Linked DNA regions of Homo sapiens: region 1 is linked to region 2. Evidence: chromatin contacts called from ENCODE Hi-C data. All regions are on one chromosome and are shown on one strand. Each heading gives the region's core, a stretch centred on a gene start or an enhancer-like site at or near the end of the contact. The rest is flanking DNA. Distances are from core to core; before and after follow the strand shown.

The links. A loop is a pair of places that touch in the nucleus more often than their neighbours do. Pooled maps may share reads with other maps.
Region 1: a loop to region 2 is called in a map of ovary, with 5 times the contacts of the local background. The contact joins the promoter of UFC1 here to the promoter of PEX19 in region 2. A Hi-C loop is called at or near these places in 1 of 168 maps with a recorded cell type or tissue (ovary) and 4 of 50 pooled maps.

What each region holds. Positions count from the first base shown.
Region 1 is chr1:161,152,062-161,155,642 of GRCh38, forward strand. UFC1 (ubiquitin-fold modifier conjugating enzyme 1) reads left to right here and starts at 1,917. Exons shown (of 6, transcript NM_016406.4): 1 at 1,917-2,059. The coding sequence starts at 1,937. RefSeq lists enhancers at 1,499-2,279, 1,517-2,716, 1,605-1,654, 1,745-1,794, 1,835-2,224.
Region 2 is chr1:160,283,550-160,286,668 of GRCh38, forward strand. PEX19 (peroxisomal biogenesis factor 19) reads right to left here and starts at 1,584. Exons shown (of 8, transcript NM_002857.4): 1 at 1,506-1,584; 2 at 1-90. The coding sequence starts at 1,575. LOC107985219 (a long non-coding RNA gene) reads left to right here and starts at 816. Exons shown (of 3, transcript XR_001738265.2): 1 at 816-1,306; 2 at 2,768-2,812.

The DNA.
Region 1 (3,581 bases), core at 667-3,166, 870 kb after region 2:
CACAGGCTGGAATGATTCACTGAATAAACAGTGAAATAAACATAAATAAAATAAATAAATATATTTTTAAAAATTTTGGTCTTACTTTGACCCCCCAGGCTGGAGTGAAGTGGTATAATCTTGGCTCATTTGCAATCTCGACCTCCGGGGTTCAAGAGATCCTCCTGCTTCAGCCCCCAAAATAGTTGGGACTACAGGTGCCCGCCACCACTCCGGCTAATTTTTGTATTTTTTGTACAGCTGGGGTTTCACCACGTTGCCTAAGCTATTTTCGAACTCCTGGGCTCAAGCCATCTGCCCACCCCGGCCTCTGAAAGTGCTGGGGTTATCTGCGTGAATCACCGCACCCGGCCAAACAAGATATTTAAATCTATAATTAACGTTTTTAGGTTTTATTTATTTTTTGAGACGGAATCTTGTTCTTGTTGCCCAGGCTGGAGTGCAATGGCAGGATCTCGGCTCATTGTAACCTCCGCCTCCCGGGTTCAAGCGATTCTCCCGCCTCAGCCTCCAAGTAGCCGGGACTACAAGCGTGCGCCACCATGCCTAGCTAATTTTGTATTGTTAGTAGAGACGGGTTTCACCAGTCAGGCTGGTCTGGAGCTCCTGACCTCAAGTGATCCACCTGCCTTGGCCTCCCAAGTTGCTGGGATTACAGGCTTGAGCCACCACGCCAGCCAAACAGGATATTTAAATTAAAGCCAAAATGGCCGGCGCGGTGGCTCACGCCTGTAATCCCAGCACCTTGGGAGGCTGAGGCAGGTGGATCACCTGAGGTCAGGAGTTCAAGACCAACCTGGCCAACATGGCGAAACCCGGTCTCTACTAAAAATACAAAATCAGCCGGGCGTGGTAGCACATGCCTGTAATCCCAGCTACTCAGGACGCTGAGGCAGGAGAATCAATTGAACCCGGGAGGCGGAGGTTGCGGTGAGCCGAGATCATGCCATTGCACTCCAGCCTGGGCAACAAGAGTGAAACTCGGTCTCCAAAAAAAAAAAAAAAAAAAGCAAAAATTAATGTGTTTAGATTTTAAGTCCAACTGGAGTTTGTTTATTGTTTCCCCACAAGTAATCCCAGCACTTTGGGGAGGCTGGGGCAGGAGGATCGCTTGAGCCCGGGAGATGGAAGATGCAGTAAGCTATGATCGTACCACTGTACTCCAGCCTGGGCAACAGATTGAGACACTGTCTAAAAAAAAAAAAGTCTAGGACTCAGTGAATGGCTAGACTAAGGCAGAAATCTTGCAGGGATTTGTCTTTTGATTCTGCATGGTTTCTAATCTTTATCAGGAGTTAAACATCCTTCTACAGGATAACTGCATCTAGAGGCAGGACTATATATAAGCAAAGGAAAAGTTCTTCGAAGAGGAAACACGAATCGCTCGTTTTAGGAAGTCAGTGCCTTGAAAAGCGCCTTGGGGTTGGGGGCTCGGGGCTGGGGGAGGGATAGCATTAGGAGAAATACCTAATGTAAATGACGAGTTGATGGGTGCAGCAAACCAACATGGCACAAGTATACCTATGTATCAAACTTGCACGTTGTGCACATGTACTCTAGAACTTAAGGTATAATAAAAATAAATAAATAAGTAAAAATGCCTTCAGCAGCCTGAAGTTCTAAGAGCTTTCCAAGTTTGGGAAGGTGTCCGGGTTTTCTGCGATTACTTCTCTGAGCATGAACGGAAGTCACCCTTTGTGCCTTATGCGGTGATTTTAATGATAGGTGTCATATATAGGACGGAGTAATCTGTTTACATTCTGTTCTTCTCGATGCACTCACAAGCGGGTAACTAGGTGACAAGAAAACAAAGATCTTATTCAAAAGAGGTCTTACAGCAACCCAACGTCTCATCTTCCCATAGTAAAGATGACGGCGCCTTGAGGTAAGCTACAGGCAACACCACTTCCGCGTTTCTCTTGCGCCCTGGTCCAAGATGGCGGATGAAGCCACGCGACGTGTTGTGTCTGAGATCCCGGTGCTGAAGACTAACGCCGGACCCCGAGATCGTGAGTTGTGGGTGCAGCGACTGAAGGAGGAATATCAGTCCCTTATCCGGGTTAGTTGTGTTTCTACAGTCTAACGCGTAGCATAAGGGTTGGGAGAAATCAGGTGTCCTCAATAATAGGCTCCGTGTGGAAGCCGCTTCCGGTTTTTAAGTTTAACGCCCAAATTCATAGAAATGGGACTATTGTGGGGCTCGGGGACTAAGGAGGGATGGTGGGGAGAGGGCAAAAAAGACTCGGGTGAGGTGCACAGTGGGGCCAGACCTTGCGGCTAAAAGCAGCAGTTATTTTAGGGATACGCTTCCCCAGAAGGTGACGTGTCTCCCTGGCTACAGGTGTTTGTTCACCTGGATGTGAACAAAAATCCTCAGGGCGCCAACTCCCAGTCCGCATCTCTCTGCCCCCTTCTTCACTCTTCACTGTTTTGTTTGTTTGTTTGACGGAGTCTCGCTCTGTTGCTAGGCTGGAGTGCAGTGGCGCGATCTCGGCTCACTGCAACCTCCGACTCCCGGGTTCAAGCGAGTCTCCTGCCTCAGCCTCCTGAGTAGCTGGGACTACAGGCGCGCGCCACCACACCCAGCTAATTTTTGTATTTTCAGTAGAGACGGGGTTTCACCGTGTTGGCCAGGATGGTCTCGATCCCCTGACCTCGTGATCCTGATCCACCCGCCTCGGCCTCCCAAAGTGCTGAGATTACAGGCGTGAGCCACCGCGCCTGGCCTCACTCTTCACTCTTTCAAGCCACATTAGGGCTGAAAATTCAAGTAGGTGTTAACTACAGAGAGTTGGGGAGTTTAGCTCATAGTTAGAAACGGGCTGTCTTCTCAGTTATCTCTACTGTGGAAGGTGAGAAAAGTTTGTCTTCCTTGTAGTTTCTGCCTGCTTCAAAGACCAGCAGTTCTAGTTCTCCTACCTCATGTATTCATTCACTAAAAAAAAAAAATTACTGTGCATATAGAACCTAGGGAGGAGATACCAAGCCGAATAAGGAGGAACTTACTGAGGTAGACAAAACCAGATCATTATAATACAGTGTTTAAGTGGAGAGAGACTGAGACAGATATGGACAGATATAAAGCGAGAAATGGCTAGGATGTTTTGAGAGCATAAGAGGAGACATCCAGTTTGCATTCGGTCACGGAAGGTTTCCTGGAAGAGGTAATGCTTGAGCTGAAACTTAAAGAGTAAACATAAGCTAGCCTGATAAAACATAAGAGTAGAAGGACATTCAAGCCAAAAGGGACAGCATGAGCAAAGGCATAGAATCTAGAAACGGCACAGGCACCAGCATGATGTGTTTGAAGAAACAAAGTAGCTCAGAGTTGTTAGAGCATCAAATGTGAGGCAGGGAATGGTAGACAAAGCTAGGAGACATATTTGAGCACTTGAATTTTCTCTTGGAGGCTTTGGGATACCGTTAAAAGTTATTAAGCTGAGGAATTACATGGCCGATTTGGGTTTAGATCAGTCACATTGGCAATAAGGGGAAAATACAATTGACAGGGACAAGACTGAAGGTAAGAGACAAGTTAGGCTGTCATTAATCTCAGCGAAACAAAAGGCAATCTAAACTAG
Region 2 (3,119 bases), core at 334-2,833:
ATCTCTTCTGGGGCCCCGAAGCATCAGGGGCCGTGGTGGTAGAAGGGGGTGCTGGGGAGGGTTTGGCTTTATCGAAATCATCAAGAGCACCTTCAGAGACAAGAGACATGGTGTGTGTGTTGGCGACAGATGAGAATGCAAGCAAGGCTGGGTGGTTTCTGGGCAAAGCATTAGGAATATGATTTTTCAAATTGCCAACTTTCCTCAATTTTCCTCCTTGAGTCCCCCACCTCCCCAGACCACCCTCAATGAGCCTCCTACTTCCTTCTGGATTACCTAATTTATTGTGAGCAAAGGCAAAGAAATCCCTTAAGGTGGAACAAATGTCCATCTCAGAGCTGGGAGGAGAGGATTAAAAAGTTCTGCAGAGACATCTCCATCTATAGTGTCTCCCTTGCCACACCCTAACGATTCCCTAGAAATCCCATACAAATACCCAACAGTAGTAGAGAACACAGATGTCCTCATCCCTCTGAACTCACTCTGGAGCTCTAAAAGGAATAACTTGGTGAGAAAGCACAGGACATCCCACCCAGCTTCCTGTTGGTACTGGTACCAGCACAGACTGAGGGACTACATACCAGACTCCATGGTACGGCATTAAACTATCTTCTCTTATTCTCCAGTTTAGTGCTCCCCAACAACCTTCTAGAGCTCCCTTTGGCCTGATCTCTGCAGATAACCGTACACTAATTTACACAGTCACTTGGCACTCCTCAGGGTTTCTGTTCATTTTTCTGCCTGCCCACATCTCCGTGATTGAGCAAGCGATTACAAATTCACCTCTGCCCTGAAAAGCCTGTGTCCTCACCACCATTCTGTTCGCCAGGCCTAGGGAGAGAGCACTGGCCCTACTCTGGGCAGGAAGTCAACAGGGGAGTGGAGAGTAATGCTAAGAAAACATCCCCCGTCTTTCAGGAGGGTGAACTGCTTTCCCCTGAAATCGCCACATCCTCAGTTTCTCAAAATAAGGGAAAGGAGTCCGCTTGAGCTACTGACAAGATGAAAGAACTGTTAAGGGGCCTAACGAGAGAAAGAGAAAAGGACTAGGAGGAGAAAAGTGTCTTTCGTGTTAAGGAAGACAGGACGAGGCACACAAGGACCGGCCACGAGCTTGCTAGGAGTTAATGTAAGCAATCAGTGAGTGCGTAGTTCGCTACCCAGCAAGAACCAAATGCTGCTGCTGCTGCTACTGCTGCTGAAGTCGAACTTTAAGAACTCAGTAACCTAAAGAGGAGTTTGAAGAGGTATCATGAAACGCCGTCCTGCGGAAACATCCACCATCCGGACCACTGAGGGACCCCAGGTGAGCTCCCCAGCTCCAGTCGCCGGGGTGGGGCAGGATGACCCAGAGATTTTTGGGGGGCTCGGGGGTCAGACTCTCCGCCCCCATTTAACCTTTGGAGAGCCTCTCCTGCCCGTCCCTAATATCTCAGGTTCACTTAACCCCCAGAATGGGTCCTCACACGTGCCCTCTTCGGGCCTTTCCCACTATGGGCTCTTACTTTCCAGAAGCTCCTCCAATTCCCTGTCCGCTTCGGCCCCGACACTACAGCCTTCCTCAGCGGCGGCCATCTTGCTACCTCCGACTTGCCGTAGGAGGCGGGACCTCCTCGGTGCCGACACGCCCTCCACCCCTTCGCTCCCGCCCTCTTCTGCCTCGGGTAACCAATGGTATTGTTGACCAGTGCGGAACCGCCATTTTTAAAGGGCCAGGAAGCTTTGAGTGTTTGTGTTTTGGGTATTTTTCCCTTTTCTCCTGTGAAACAGAATTAGGGATAAGATAGGGTTATTTTCTGTCTGGTTTTAGAGGCCCGGACTCCTTTCTTTCAACTTCCCAAATTACCTGGCGAAGCTCTTTCATTATTTTTTCCTGAGCTGTGAGTAGGCCAGATTGAGACAAACTGCCTACAAATAACCAGAATCTAAACATATATAATTGATATGACAATTATGGCACATAACATACTACTTTCTCTCACTTCATTTTTTTTTTTTTATTTTTTTTTGAGAAGGAATCTTGCTCTGTCGCCTACGCTGGAATGCAGTGGCGCCATCTCGGCTCACTGCAGCCTTGGCCTCCCGGGTTCAAGCGATTCTTCCTGCCTCAGCCTCCCGTGTAGCTGGGATGACAGGCGCGCGACACCACGTCCGACTAATTTTTGTAGAGACGGGGTTTTAACATGTTGGCCAGGCTGGTTGGCCAGGCTGGTCTCGAACTCCGGACCTCAGCTGATCCGCCCACCTCGGCCTCCCGAAGTGCTGGGATTACAGGCGTGAGCCACTGCGCCCGGCTTCACTTCATTGTTTCCCTCAAATATTATCTTTTCTGAAACGCTTTCCTTGGCCATTCCCGTTCCTTTTCTTCCTAACACTGAACAGTATCTGACATACTATCTACCGTACTTTTTTATTCTCCGCTCCCCACCCTGCAGAATTTAAACACCATGAACGCAAAGATTTTCGTCTGTTGTCTTCACTGCTGTAAAGCCCAACTCCCAGGCTAGGGTTTAAAACTTAGTAGGCATTCATTGGCCACTCTTTGCTCTCGCAGTCCCTAATCAGGCACATCTGTCTGCCCAATCTAGTGGCATCTCTCATTTCCTATTATCTATTAGAACTGTTTGATTAAAGGACACAGGGCCGGCCAGGAACTTAGAACTCCATGTTATTAAGAGAGCCTCTGGTACCTTGGACTGAGCAGGGCAATTCGAATGCAGTAGTAATAGACTTACTTTCCCTGAACAATCTCCTTTTCTCCACACAGAACCCAACCTCCAACTGAGTGAACACGGGGAATGCTCAGATAGAGGTAACTCTAGACGTCCCTTTCCTCCTTTGGAATTGTTCTATTCAGATGTCAGAATGTAGCAACTGTTTCACATACAAATCTGTTTTCGCACTTAGAGAGCACCTATTATTAAGGTCTTGTTCTGGGCACAGTGAGGACAGAGAGATAAATCAGGACCACCCCCTGCTGTAAGGTAGCTAAGTGGGGGTGAGCCGGAGGTATGATGAGATATACACACAGTATGATACAAGGTAAGAATTTTAAATGAAAAAAAATCCTGTGTTAAGTCACCTCATCACTTTCATTCTTAGCTTCCTAAACACACATT